Linked DNA regions of Homo sapiens: region 1 is linked to region 2. A link is an interaction called in ENCODE POLR2A ChIA-PET data of the cell type or tissue named here. Cell type or tissue: PC-9. All regions are shown on one strand.

Region 1 (8,000 bases), 300 kb after region 2:
GCCCAAAACAACTTAAGCCACTCCCAAGATAAGCATTTCCTCTTTTTCAGAATGTGTATTAATGTAAAACAAATGCAAGAAACAGGAATATTATAATTATCAGCACATTAATTTTTTAAGATTTTCATATTCTAGTTATATGGATATGGTGATTCATAGCTATTCACAATTTAAAAGTTTTATTTAAATAAGTAGACATAATTAAAAGGAATATGCATTATTTAAAAAAAAGCAAGATTAATGCCAACAAAACAATTAAATAAACAACATGAGAGTAAGTCTTTCAAAAGAGACAGGTAACAAAGACTGTTTCATTTTGAAAACTTGTCATTTCCCTGCAAATAGATAATGAATAGCAAAATGCCTATTCAAACCCTCACAATAAAATAAAATAACATTTTCCCCCCAAAGTCTATGACTTTGCTGAGCGGAAAACGTTTCACGTATAGGTATATTAATTATGGAATTCAAAGTAATTATTATATTAAAATACAAATAGTAGTGTTCAAATACAAATAGTTTATTGTGCCAGTTTATTCTTGTGGCCCTCACTAACTCTTATATGTATATAAGCACAACTAATTCATCATAAGAAGACCTTTCTTGTTGCTTTCTTGTATTAGTGTAGTTTTAGTTCAGCTTATTAGACAGATTCAAGGAGAAAATGCACCTGTAATCAATTCTTCATCCCAAGATCCAGCAGAAAGAGAATATATACAGGCAACAGTTTTTGAGGCATTAAAAGTAGCAGCCCCAGGAGGGATAAACACAGACTAGGAAAGTTCACACTACATATTGTGAAGCGTTAATTAAAGAATGTTTATTTGGCACAAGAGACACCCCTTTTCTGTACATTCCATAAGATGGTGGTGTCATGTTTATATGGCTATGACACCTTGCAGCAATGCATTCTTCAAAACAATTTCTAAATGATTTTAATTACTTTTCTTCCAATACTATGCGGTATTCCCACACTAAATTCAATCTATGTTTTGGAACACTAGGTGCTGACAATGTATTTTCAAATAGATTAGATATCTTTCTACAATACTGAAAAACAGATCTCATATATAAACTGAGTTCATTGCAAAAGATTGCTATGCATGCACATGTGCACACGGGTCAACTGCCCAAGGGAAGAAGTGGTAAAATTGGATATTTTCTTATGTGTAATACTTACTTTTCTTGGTTTTCAAGAAATACAAAGCCCGAAGCTTTCTTTTATCCAACTGAACAAGAAAATTAGCAAAGAAATTAATCTAAGTCAACTACAGAGGCAAGAGAACCACATAAACATATAAGGAAGATTTTTTTTCCCCCAAGGAAAAACATTAGTGCTCACTGTTGAAAACATTACAATTAATCATTTTAAGTAAGAGCTCCTAGTATTGATGCACAAGGTTTGAGATTTTAACAGCCAGTGAGTAAATGAGAACATCAAAAATGTTAAGGTTTAAGTAGTCTCAGAGTAAATCCCTTAGAACATTGAAGATTGGGAAAATCTGAAAAAACATGGGAGTCTTGTATTAATCTTAATAGTTCAAAGTAAAACTTGATATTTTTAGTATACATTAAACTTGATTTAAGGATTATGGGATGAAAGTTGCTAGATTCCCACACACAAAAATACTTTTCTTTTAATTGACTATTTTACAATACAATCCATAATTTTCCACTTCTTAAATATTAACATTAGGTTTCACAACAGTAGTCAATCATTAGAGGAAGTAACTGGGTATCATGAATGCCTTTCAAATTTAAAAGATCTAGATTCTCTCTCTAAAGCTTTCCTTGAGAAAAAGAAAAATAACAAACCTGCTTTTAGGCAAGTGACAAAAGAATATTGTAAAGTTATAAACTCATAGTATTGAACATGGACAGAAACCTCAGAACCATCTAAAAGGAAACCCTAAAAATCTGCTCACCTATGTTCTATAAAAGAAATTTAAGAACCTAAAGCAATGATTAAGTAGGCTCTAGAATCAAATTAAAAATTGATCCATAATCAAATTAAAAACAAATCATTCCATTTGATGAAAAGTGTTAAGATTTTAAAAAATATACATTTTATGAATCTAGGCTACAAAATATATGGACATAGATATCATAGGCTGACAATGCAGGATGTAATTCACTACTCAAGTAACTCTTTACTAATTCTATTTAATATTCTATGCACTGTTCAACAGGCACAGTTTTAGGTTCATGTTGAAATAGTTATTATTATTTAGAATTTTATATTCACTTTTTAACTTTCAATCTTGAACATATACAATAACTCTTTTGATGTTTAAATTATAATATTTAGAATATTTAAAATGTTGTCCATATATTTATTTTCACACTTGTTCCCCAATTTATGTTTTTAAAAGCCATCACATTCCACACATAGCCCACAAGAGGAACTTTGGGGTACAAAGTCAAGTAAAAATGGGTAAAGAATATGGCAAGTATGAGTGGTAAGGAGTAGGCACCATCTTTAGTGGCATAGAGGGGACATATCGGACTAACAAGCCACATTGGTTTTAACATCAAAATCTTATTCAGAATGTTACAGGTACACTCCCTCCTAACTCTTGATGTCTCTCCGCTGACCCACAGACATAGATAAATTGCCTTTGAAGATCTCGTTTTGTAATGTATTATATCTTCTATAGATTATTAGTAAAGGCAAGACACTTGAGTTAATTTATTCTTCCTGAGAATGATAAAACTCACAAATGCCTAGAATAAGTAGCTTTAGTATTAGGAAAACACCATCCAAGTAACATCCAGGAACTGACAATTTTTAATTGGCAGAATGGCATAAGGAAATATACACATTTTGGGGAAAGTATATTTCTAGATATTTTTACTTGATTTTTTTTCTTTATAGAGACAGGGGTCTTGCTATATTGCACTGGCTGGTCTCAAACTTCTAGCCTCAAGCGATCCTCCTGCCTTAGTCTCCCAAAGTGCAGGCATTACAGGTATGAGCCAGCATGCCCAGCCTGTTTGTAGCTTTTGATCCCATAAAACTAACTTATTTTACTAACCCTATCTCATAAGAAGAATGGACTAGAATTTAATGCCTTAAGAATCAGAGTCAATTAAGTATAAAATTCACTTTTAATAGAAAATGACATAATAGGCAATGATAAAAACCATTTATCCTAAAATATCTTATTTAAACATTTACATAAAGACAAGTTTTATAAGCAAGATGGAAATATATCCAGGGTTTGTTCTGTGGCAAACACATACTTCCATACCTCCTATATCTATAATTAGAAGAGATGGATTGTTAAAGCAAGATTATGACCTCAAGTTAATATGCAATCAAAATGAAAAGTAAATGTTACATTTGGTTCCTCCTAGAATATGAAGCTGAAAGATAAAGATTTTTTTCAAACAATATTGAAGCAGTATGCCTATCTGATGAAACTGTGATCAATATATCTTACCACAGGTGCTAATACATAAGGACAATGTAAGAAAAAAAAACCCACAAGATTTATAATGAAATCATAGTAAACAGATAATTAGATTTCACTACAATTAACTTGCTTTATTACAGTAGAAATTTTAGTTAGGTAAGGCTCATTTTTTAAGCAAAACACAGCTGATATTGATAAAATGTGAAAGAATTGGGAGCAAGTCACTTACATATACATGAAGTTCTGGAGAGATATCCACAGATATCTGTATAGTAAAAACGAGTGACATAGTACAATTAGTCCAAGCAGGTGGTTGATGAACACTGGTAAGGACAGGGCTTTTTGTTTATGAACTCTATTTACCCTACTAAACCACAGGTTGGGTAGTCTAATCTAGAGTTAAACACCTTCTTCTCCATTCTTGAGCTGACAATATATATACAATAAGTTGGAAGTGGGAGTTTAAGCAAAGAATTCTAAATAGTGACCAGAAGAAAAAAAATACCTAGCAAATTCTGGAGTTTTTCTACACGGGCTACCTCATCTATGCCTGCTGCCCCGTCCACTTCCTTTGTCAGAACTTTTGGGTTCACACATTCCTGCTTTTCACAATGGGGCTGCAATGTTTTGTTTGTTTGTTTGTTTGTTTTTTGAGACGGAGTTTTGCTCTTGTTGCCCAAGCTGGAGTACAGTGGTGTGATCTCTGCTCACTGCAACCTCCAGCTCCCAGGTTCATGTGATTCTCCTGCCCCAGCCTCCTGAGTAGCTGGGATTACAGGCATGCACCACCACGCCCAGTTAATTTTGTGTTTTCAGTAGAGACAGGGTTTCGCCATGTTGGTCAGGCTGGTCTTGAACTCCTGGCCTCCGGTGATCCACCGGCCTTGGCCTCCCAAGTGCTGGGATTACAGGCGCGAGCCACCCCGCCCGGCAGAGACTTTCTTTATCCTGATTACAAGAGAAAGGGGCACCAGTGTGAAGCAATGTGACAAATCCAGAAAGGCATCTCTTTTGTTTTCCTATTAATTTTTGTGCAATGTGGCTAGAGGTGGAAGGCCACTGGCCTGAGCAGCCTGCAGCGGGGGAGGTGTGCTTGGAATGTGTTGAATGTGCATTCCTTAGATGCTTGAAAGGGGTGAATGCCCCCTTATTGGCTTCTACCCATTTTCACTGGTTTGGCTGCTTTAGAAGGGCACAGGTACTACTTTTAAACATCCAGTGTGCCTCCTAGCTTTTAATCACTGATGACTTGCAGCTCATAGGTTTTTGGAATTAGGCTTTTAAAGCAGAGTTTTCTTTTATCCTTATTTGGTTTATGTCTATTCAATTTTTGGTTTGTTTACTTATTTTTAAAGAACGAAGTTTTAGGCCGGGCGTGTTGGCTCATGCCTATAATCCCAGCACTTTGGGAGGCCGAGGGGGGTGGATCACTTGAGGTCAGGAGTTAGAGACCAGTCTGGCCAGCATGGCCAAACCCGGTCTCTATTGAAAATACAAAAATTAGCTGGGCATGGTAATCCCAGCTACTCGGGAGGCTGAGGCAGGAGAATCGCATGAACCTGGGAGCTGGAGGTTACAGTGAGCCGAGATCATGCCACTGCACTCCAGCCCAGGCGACAGAGACTCCATCCCAAAAAAAAAAAAAAAAAAAAAAAAAAGTCTTCAGTTGGGAGTCTTCTTGTTGTGGTTGAAGCCTTTCAACCACATATGAGATAAGCCATCGTGCTTAGCACTGGAGATACACAGATTGATAAAGGGAGATCCCCTCCCTCGAATTTCCTGGTAGGTTCATGGCTTGTTTTTTATGAGCTTCTCATTGCTCTCGGTTTGAATAGCTTGGTGATTATTAAGAAATGGAAATAAACTGATGTTGCCTATTGACATTTACTTTTTTTTAAATTCATTTGATAAAATATTTTGAATTACCATTATTAAATGCCATAATCTGCCATGGCTATTTTCTTTTGTCTGAAGAATAATTTAAAAACTATGAGAAGTAAAATAAATCTATTAATCCAGGCAACTATGAGAAGTAAAATAACTATTCATCCAGTTATTCTTTAAAAGATCTTTAACAACAGCAGATGAACTTCTGATCAAAACTCAGGCACACAGCTGCTTTATCGAAGGGTGTTGCTAGTTCCTGATTCACCCTAAGCCATCTCCATGCCATAGTGTACTCCTACCCCAGTTCTTCACTCATCTACTCTGGTAATGTGCTTATGATCATTCTCTTCAGAGAATCTTCTTTGGATTCCAAGTTATATAAATGACAATACTAATTTTTCTAAGCAATCCACTTAAAACTATTAGACTTCTGTTTGATATTCAAATTAATGTACAATATGAACAATCATGAAAACTAATTAGTTTAGAAATAACATTGCAATATTTAAACTTTCATTAAATTGAATAGGCCTTTGCCTACCTTCTTCTAAATGAGGGTAGTTATATACTAAAGTCAGACATAAAAGAGTATTAAAAGAATATTAAAATAAAATGGAGCGATTTAATATGCACAGACACTGATTCCTTCTTTAGAAATTCTACAGCACAGAGTACATGGTTCTGTCAAAGCCCTTATCATATTGAATTATAATTACTGTTTATAGTCTATCTCTGACTAGGCAGGGAGCTTCAGGAAATCTTAACCTATTTATCTTTGGATTCTCAGCTTTGACATAATGTCTGACACATAGAGGATGCTCAGCATAAATGTGTTGAATGAAAGAATAAGCAAGGAAAGAGAATGGGCTTGATTTCCTCACTCTGCCATTTATGGTGTGTGATCTCTTAGCCTGCCTGAGTCTCAGTTTCCTTGCCTGTCATCTGAGTGAAATAAAGTGTAGTAAAGAGCTTCAAAAGAGAGCCTGTGACTCTACGCTATAGGGACTTGCACAGGGACTAGTTAACTTGAGTATCCCTTCATTCAATCAGAGTTGATCACTTACTATGGGTGAAACACAGCTAGACCACTGGACACTCAGTTCCTGTTCTTGGGAAGTTGTCTCTCCAGCGAAATGACGCCAGGTAAACAGCCCACAGCATTCGATGTGCTGATTATATTGTGACAAAGGCTGACAAAGTACAGACTCTAAGGGGCGCACTGGACCATCCTTCCCACAGACACCGGGAGTCTGGGGAGGATTCTTGGAGAATCTAACATCTAAGACCCAGTCTTCTTTGGGTCACATAAATATTTCAGGCAATGGAACAGGCAGCACAAGGTCCTGGAGGGAGGGGCAAGAGTCTGATACAATGTATGTAAGGGGAGCTTCTTAAATTCCTCATGTCATAGCCTTGTTCCAGAGATCATGAAGTCATGCTTTGTAATCTGTGGTTCGTCTGTTTCTAAATTGTACAGAAAAATATCTAAGTTAACTTATTTTTTTCTTCCATCATTTAGGAAGTTTTCTTCCTGGAACCGCACTTCTAAAAATTACCTAACTTACCCTTATTAATCAGTGTTATCATTTAGTACATGTTCTATCAACAGAAATAGCAGAATTCAATCTTTGTGATGCAAAAAAACCAACTTAATAATGTTCCTGAATATATTGCCAATTACTAAATTAGTTTTTAAAAATCCGAAAGTATTTTACCATTGATTGGTTTCACCCCTCATAAATTGTTGGTATTATACGGCTTTCTGAAGGTGAAAAGAATACTCTCCTCAGAAATATTTATATTGACAGAATTAGCTATTTAATAAATATTTGTCACATTATATTGCTTTTTGCGATTCATCATCACATATTGGGCATCTCATTAGCATTTATATTTTGTATATTTTATCTAAACACCACAATAGCATGAAGTGTATTTTGTGCTGACAAACGGAGATACTGAACTATGTATTGAGGTCAGTTATCTCAAAGCCTTGACTTCATCAAAAAAAGCAGTTAAAAGAACATGGGCAAACCAGAAAATCTAAGTTTGATTCTTGGCATAGCCATGAACTAACTCTGTGGCTGCAGGCAGGTCACTTAACCTCTATTTTATTTAATAGTTATTTTCATTATCCTATTCATTTACACTGTAAACAACATGGAAACAGCGTTTGAAGGAGCTTTGAGTGGAGATTAGTTAAAAAATAAATACTTAAAGTTTATTTAAGTATGGGTAAATCCTAGATCTTAAATTTTTTTAGAAAAGACCCACATCTCCTTGGGTACTATTTATGCTTTCAGCACTATTTAAATTCTGTTTTGCTGAATCATTGCTGACTTCACAATTATCTTCAGGTGCCAATATTTGAAATAGACTGTAGCCATATCAATAGAAGAAATTTTTAAAATTACTTTAATGGATCTAGATATGCAGTATATTGAATGAAAATAATATAGAAAGAATTGTGATGTTATTATAAGATAAGATCCTTAGGTTTTTTTTTTAGGAATTTTGATTGCAAAATAAGCTTAAAAGATTGATTTCATGAATTGATGGGAAGAAATGAACTACAGAATAATTCTCATAATATTCACACCATAAATCAAATAGTTCACTTTGTTCAGTTTGACCCATCAAGTATTATACCCACAATTTTCCACAAAAAGAGCATCCTGAAGAAAAATCTGTTGCCTT
Region 2 (8,000 bases):
TAGGTTTTACTTGGATGCATGCATTGTGCAATTATTAAAAAATGAGCTAGGCAAAGGATATTATATTCTTAGCTTTATATTCTAAATATCAATATTAGACATTTATCATCAGACCTTTTAAAAGCCTCTGCTTTTAAAACGGACATGGTGATAGATGACTTAAACTCAGACAACAACAGACTCTAAAAGCAAGATAAACCACAAGGAATTACTTCCTTTTAGTTTAAGAAAACTTGGACCTCTTAACAAATCAGTAGGTGATATGTTGTAATGATTTTGTATTAATATACTCTTTCTGCCACTTGAACTGGTTGCATCATCCATACATCAAGCAAATAAATAAGTTTCTCTAAAGACAGGTTGCTCAATAACATCTTATTAATGGAGAATGAGCCAACTCTTCAGTAATTTGGAATATCTATTAGAGATTGCTCAGAAATAAATATAACCTTGACCAGATATATTACACATAAACAGTATAATTTACGGCAATACAATGAAAGCAGGCCCATTCTAAACCTAGGCCTTTTATTACTCATAACCTGATACTGTGAACATTTGTTCTTTAGTAAACTCTGCTACAAATCATCAGAGTGATTATTATATAACAGAAGATTCTCTGGCTGATATTCTTATACTTTCCACATCAGAAACATGAGGAAATTCTACATGGTAAAAACAGCAACAACCAAAAAATACTTAAAGTCAACAAACCAGGAAAAGACATCTCTGAATATAGGAATGCCAAACCTTTAACACAATAAAACACAGATTATATTTCAGAAGGCTATATTATATGTGTATACCAACATCAATATGTCCAGAGTAGCTGCACAGAGTTCCATATTTTAGTCTTTATAAGTTCCCCTCCTCACCCTACTCAGTAGGCACTTTGTGTCTAGAAACTTCTGTGTCAACGGTTTTCCCTCTCTCTGGAATTCATCAGGACAGAAGTGATTGGTGTGGTGGAAGAGGGTTGTGGTAAGAGTGAAGTTATATGAAAGTAGGATGGAGGTTAGCAAGTAGTTAAAGTCCAGAAAGGCAATAAGGTGTTAAGGAAGAACTTTTCCATTTTACAGGTCTGAGCAAGCAGGAAATCAACTCTACAAACTTTGAAACTTGGTAAATATGAAAACATTCTCAATACCATTTGTCATTTAATAAATACAAATTATACTATTTTACTGCTTGCATCTAGAAGTTTGTCAAAGATCTCGTCTTAATTATTCATTGTGTCGGCGAAGATGTAATAACAACAACAACAAAACTCCAAGCAGTTCACATATTATTTGTGAAGGTTTAAATTGGCATAATTCTTTAAAAGAGGAATTTGTCAATATCTACCAAAATTAAAAAGGTGCATAGCTTTTGACCCAACAATTCCACTTCTAAGACTTTATGTTATGCCTAAGTGTGTTAATAGGCAAGATAATAAGTATATCCAGCTATTCAGTGAGTAACTGTTTTGCAAGGGTCAGAAAACTGAAAATAATGTAAAGCCCCTTCACAGACAATAGAGTATACATATTCAGTCATATAAAAGAATAAGGTAAATTTTTATATACTGATATATGAAGAACTCCCAGATTTGCTATTAAATAATAATATAGTTCAGTGTAAATATAGATAGTATTCTATCATTTGTGTAAAAACTGGAAAATAAAATAGTAAGATTATTCTGAATTTTAAAACATTTGAATGTATTAACTATTCAAGAATAAAATAAAACTTCAAGAAAAATGTGAATGTGAAATATTATCATTCTTTAAAATATGTTAGCTTTTCTTCGTCTGAGAACCCAAATTCACTGTTCTGTCTTCCTCTTTCAAAACCACTGTCTCTACTCTCTGAGAGTGAGTGGGGTTAAGAGATGAGACATGACTCAACATTTCTTTCACTTTCTTATGATAAAGAATTCAACTTTAAACTAACATTACTGATTGGCCTCTGGGTCTGTGTACATCAACATAACATTTATTAAGGTGATTTGTTAAACTACACATAAACACTGCTCCTTTTTTCTCTCTAAGCAATACTTTTTGAGAAAGGTTTAAACATTTATTGTTATTCTTAATTAGGGTTAAACAAAGAGATTTGTTAAAAAACAATTTTCTATCCCATTTAACAAAGGACCATTAAAAATGGTATTGTTACACTACTTTAAGATCTGGATACTATGACATGTATTAGTAATCATGAAATGCCTTTAGGCTGAGTTTAGAAAGTATTTTCTCCAACTGCACCCCAATCTGTTAATCTTTTCTTCATCAAATGCCAGCTTTTGTTATCAGGTAAGCCTACATTAGTATTGCCTTTCAATAGCCACCATTGAGACTTGGGTAAATGTGTTGATTTTCTTATCTTCTCCATTGATGCTTCTGCCTACTGCCTAAAGCCTAGGAGGAGTAGAAGAGAAGGGAGTGTGGATATTTACAGCATAGCTTTCGTTCAAGTTTTTTAAAACTGAAATCTTTATTGTTACTCAAGGATGGAAAGAAATCTGACTCAAATAAGAAAACAGAATGGAGGTAGATGGTGTACATAGTAGAACTGTCTGAAGCAGAGAAGCATAATGGGATTGCTCAGCTGGTTAGTTAAAGAATCCATTATTAGTTTGCAATGTTATTAATTCCCAGGATATCTTCATACATAAATACAAAAGAAATCCCCACACTTCAAAGCTAAATACAAATCATTGTTATTATACACTTTAATTGTCAGCAGATAAACTAAACTATATATTATAAAATAATGAACATATTAGCTGATATATCTGAAAGCTTTTGTTAAGCCCTAATGTGATCTACAAGTGCTAATTATGTTTTTATCCTAATAACTAAAATCATTGTTACTGCAGTCAGTGGTTTAGTAACATTTATTTAGCTTTTCCTTTGTGTTAGAGCCCTATTCTAGGAGGTAGGGGTAAAACGGTAGAAATAGTCCCCTGAAAAGCTCGTAAAAACACTCACATGCATATTCATATGTATACTTATACAGACACACACACACTTATAGAAACTTATTGACCAACATCCACGAACAGAGTAAGTTGCAGACTGAGATGCAGTAAAAGAGTGATAAATGTCAGAAGACAATAAGAAGAAAATTTTTCTGTGAGGTGTTAACTTTTGAACCACGTTTTGAAGAAGGGTGGACATTAAAAAAAAAAAAAAAAAAGAAAAGGAAAGCAGGTAATCCAGGAAACTAAATGGCAACTTCATTAATGGGTAGAAAATGTAAAAAGCTATGGAACTTTGAACTTGGCTGATGAGAAAATATCAAAATAAAATTAGTTGTATGAGACATCAGTCTAGTCATCTTTTTAAAAATTCTAGAAGATAACATTGGAAAAAACCCTTCCAGACATTGGCTTAGGCAAGGACTTCATGACCAAGAACCCAAAAGCAAACGCAACAAAAACAAAGATAAATAGGTGGGACTTAATTAAACTAAAAAGTTTCTTCACAGCAAAAGAAATAATCCGCAGATTTAACAGACAACCCACAGAGTGGGAGAAAATCTTCACAATCTATACATCTGACCAAGGACTAATATATCCAGAATCTACAAAGAACTCAAACAAATTAGCAAGAAAAAACAGTCCCATCAAAAAGTGGGCTAAGAACATGAATAGATAATTCTCAAAAGAAGATATAAAAATGGCCAACAAACATATGAAAAAGTGCTCAACATCACTAATGATCAAGAAAATGCAAATCAAAACCACAATGCGACACCGTACTCCTACAAGAATGGCCATAACTGAAAAATTAAAAAAAAAAAGTAGATGTTAGCATGGATATGGTGAAAAGGGAACACTTTTACACTGTTGGTGGGAATGTAAACTAGTATAATACAACCACTATGGAAAACAGAATGGAGATTCCTTAAAGAACTAAAAGTAGATCCACCATTTGCTCCAGCAATCCCACTACTAGGTATCTTCCCAAAGGAAAATACGTCATTAAACAAAAAAGATACTTGGACGTACATGTTTATAGCAGCACAATTTGCAATTGCAAAAATATGGTACAAGACCAAGGTCTCACTCTTGTCACCTAGATGGGAGTGCAGTGGCATGATCCCGGTTCACTGCAACCTCAACTTCCCGGGTTCAGGCTATCCTCTCACCTCAACTTCCCAAGTAGCTAGGATTACAGGTGTGTGCCACCACTCCCAGCTAGTTTTTTGTATTTTTAGTAGAGACGGGGTTCGCCATATTGTCCAGGCTGGTCTCAAACTCCTAGGCTCAAACATTCAGCCTGCCTCAGCCTCCCAAAGTGCTGGGATTACAGGCATGAGCCACAGCACCTAGCCCTTAAGTCTTTCTAAGGATCATTAATTTTCAGTGATATTTGTATATGGTTTATTTCACAAAGCCTATTTACATTTTTTCCTTTTCTTGACTTATGGTGCATTTCTGCCCTTTATTACCCAATTTAATTTTTATTTATTCTAAGTTTTCATTATAGGCCATATGGGAGTAGATCACTTTATACATTTTCTTATCCTCTTTATATTGAAAAACAAATAATGAGAATACTTCTATATTTGAAAAGTTTGCTTTTTATGCTCTAGTGGTATCAGGATTTGTTGTTTGAAAAAAAGTCATTTTTTACACAACCATAAGGTTAAAAAATAATTTTTTTTTTTTTTTTTTTTTGAGTGGGAGTCTTGTGCTCTGTCCCCCAGGCTGGAGTGCAGTGGTGCGATCTCGGCTCACTGCAAGCTCCGCCTCTCGGGTTCACGCCATTCTCCTGCCTCAGCCTCCCAAGTAGCTGGGGTTACAGGTGCCCGCCACGACGCCCGGCTAATTTTTTGTATTTTCAGTAGAGACGGGGTTTCACCGTGTTAATCAGGATGGTCTCGATCTCCCAACCTCATGATCCACCCGCCTCAGCCTCCCAAAGTGCTGGGATTACGGGCGTGAGCCACCGCACTCGGCCAAAAATAAATATTTTTACAAGAGATCATTTGCTAACAGAACAATTATTTTCAAAATAGCCCTCTATTGTGAACTTGTACTTAAAATTTCATTAAGAATAAAAAGGACAACAAAAGCCAGGGATGTGAGAGGGATAGAGAAACAATAAACAATTACACAGGATGAACAAAAACTACACAAAAGGGATGCTTATCCATATTTAGTTCTGTGTGTGATACATAGCTACACAGCTTTCCTTTAAAATCATTCTACCATTTATGAAGTTGCTAGGATTTCATGATCCAAGCTAAAAAGACGGATTTAATTTTTCTGCACTAAAACTATGAAAAACATATTTTTGTTTGTAACCATTACAATTATTTGCAGTCTGGTGATCTTGCTAAATTTATGTGTTTTGAACAAAATTGCTCCTTTATGTTTACTGCATATCAAGTTTAATCTGTTTCTTTTCCCTCCTCCCCGCACTTTCCAAGCCTAGTCTTGCTGCAGAGGTTCTACTTCAATATCTTTCAGAATGTAGCCCTAGACTTGAATTTTCCCTTATTTAGCAGAATCTTTTTATACAGATTTGTTTTAGTCCTTAGATTTAATTATGACTGAATTTTCAAGTTAGGCCCATATTTGAAACCATGTAGGCAGACTTTGTTAAATGAGTGAATTTCCACTGGGTCCTGTTGTTAAGTACACATAATACCACACAGGAGAAAATCAGGCTAATTGTAAATGGGCAACCTACTTAATTGTTTCATTAAAAAGCATACAGATTACATTTACACTATAGCTAGTCTTGTTTGTTTTTTTATTTTGCAAAAGTAATTACGGCCCCTATTCGATAATAGACATTAAAGTTTTTTTTTTCCACGGTTAAAGTATTTTTCTTTAAAACTTCTTCCTTCGTGGATCTTACCGATAAACACCACAGTTTCTCATATTTAATAGTAAGTATTTTCTTCTTAACATTCGATTCAACTGAATGTTGTTAAATGGTTATTAGAACTCTTTTAAATGTGATTTTCAAAGATACTATTTTTTTGAATAAATTTTATCATGTCTGAAATCTGTTTTATCTCTAACTTTCTAATTATTTTTAATGGGAAATATTCAATTTATAAAATTTAACTATTCATATCTACATTTTAAAATATAGATAAATATAATTAAGATACACATACACGGGTTCAAGTCTTTGGTTTTCTATTAACTACTTTTACAAACTTTGTATGAATTATTTTATCTTTTCTAGTATTGGTTTCATGTACAGTGATATGGATATTAGAATGCCTACATTATAAAGTAGTTGCAAAAATACCTAGCTTAAGAACTTCTCTTAGGGACCGTCATAAAGAATAGTTTCAGCAATGATTAGCTTTTTACTCCACTTCCTTTACTTATGCTTATTCCATGTTATGTCACCTGATATAAATATTTTGTGCTCCTCAATGTTCCTCAGTGGTAGCATGTAGCACTGAGTAGAGTCAGTCTTGTAAGAGCTAATTGTAATTGATTCCATTGTATCAAATAATGTCAAACTGTGCTTATAGCTAATCTGTCTAAAATGCCTCCGAAACTCAAATTGACATTTGTGAATAGTCCCAGACTTAGCATTGCAAAAATGTTGAGCTCTACAAGCTCCCTGAAGACCTTTAGAACATCTGAAACTAAATGCTTCATGTAAGTAGCAGAAAAATTCTTCCACAGAATAGGTGAGTAGGGAGCACTGGCTTCTTTACAGATTTAAGGTTTTGTCAAATCGAGTTTGAGGAAGATAAGACAGGGAGAAGACCAGAGAATTTCAATGCCTACTTTGTATTTAACAGACGAAGAGAGTGAAAGTGCAGAGATCATGTGATTAAAATGAGTATGATAATTTATCAAATATTTTCACACATTTTTCCTTTGAACCTCATAGAACTGTCATATAGTCAACCAATAGATATCTATATTTTCCTCTACAGATGAGGTAAGTCTCAGAATGGCTTAATGATTTATTGAATATTACTCACTGATAAGGCTCTCTATTATTCCATGCTTCCTTATACAATTTAGAAAATTCTATTATAACATGTTTTCTTTATCAAGTTTCTGTTCCCATACTCTGTCACTTTTTGCCTCTCAGTTGTTTCTTATTGGTACTTTCCTGAAGGATTTAAAAAAATATTCTAACTTTTCTATTTCCTTACTGAAAAGACATTTACATAACTTTACTGAAGAGATCATTTTACTCACTGTAAGAATATTGCAAAGAGCTCAGGTGGCTAATATCAACATTAACTAGTGTTCAATCATCATATGTTTACTGGAGATCTGTTTTTGACTATAGCCTCTCCCAAACTTGATACTTGTGATATCATGTTACAAGAATATAAAACATTTTAAAATATATTTTCTATTGAGTTAACCTATTGACCAAGTATTTGGTATAAAAAAAAAAAAGCTTGAGGTGATAATCAGTAAAATGATGACTAGAAAGTAGCAGACACTCCTTCCCTCACAGAGACACTATGTTAGTCATAATATATGGACCAGAATACTTTAGTGAGAAGTCTAGAGAGCAGTTGAAAATCTGCAATACCCAGACCATTATAAAACCAAGAACGGGTCCCAGCAAAAGGACAAGAAAGATCTACCACATTTGGTGCACAATTTGTGCCTGTGCCCTTTCTCTTATGTGGCACAGTAGGAAGCAACCCTGAGGAGACCTCCCATACTAGCGCTGGACCCTCAGGTTAGAAACAAATGACTAGACCTTGCACTCAATGTTCTGGCTTTTCTGGAGGATGGTAAAGAGACTGATTTCTATCTTATATGACTTGGAGCACTGACAGGACCAGTGTCAGAGTTTGGAAGCTGCTGAAGACAGAGATGTGCAGCATATTACAGTTGCAGTTCTGCAGACAGATGCCAGGAAGAGCAATAGATTGGAAAAAGTTTAAGAGGTCCTAGCTCCTCTAGTTGGGCTGATTGGAGTAGGTCTTCCACTGCAGGAAGCCAGGATGCAAAGACTGGGTGAGTTGATCATTTTTACAGATGCTCAAATCTCATCAAAAAATTATAA

Evidence for each region. Peaks named below come from ENCODE experiments on the same cell type or tissue, not always from the same donor. Only the 100,000 strongest peaks of a DNase experiment are listed, where the experiment ranks them.
Region 1: POLR2A ChIA-PET joins it to region 2 with 12 read pairs; 2 of 35 experiments call an interaction of 5 or more read pairs at or near these places.

The regions. Positions count from the first base shown.
Region 1 is chr21:16,560,455-16,568,454 of GRCh38, reverse strand. The region is part of intron 6 of MIR99AHG (mir-99a-let-7c cluster host gene); the gene reads right to left. Among named protein-coding and RNA genes, the nearest start is that of MIRLET7C, 25 kb to the right of the region's middle. RefSeq lists an enhancer at 4,265-4,819. In PC-9, no CTCF peak of the experiment used is centred here; DNase peaks (open chromatin) are centred at 4,484 and 5,134; H3K27ac peaks cover 1,903 bases.
Region 2 is chr21:16,856,056-16,864,055 of GRCh38, reverse strand. No RefSeq gene overlaps it. Among named protein-coding and RNA genes, the nearest start is that of MIR125B2, 270 kb to the right of the region's middle. In PC-9, no CTCF peak of the experiment used is centred here; no DNase peak of the experiment used is centred here.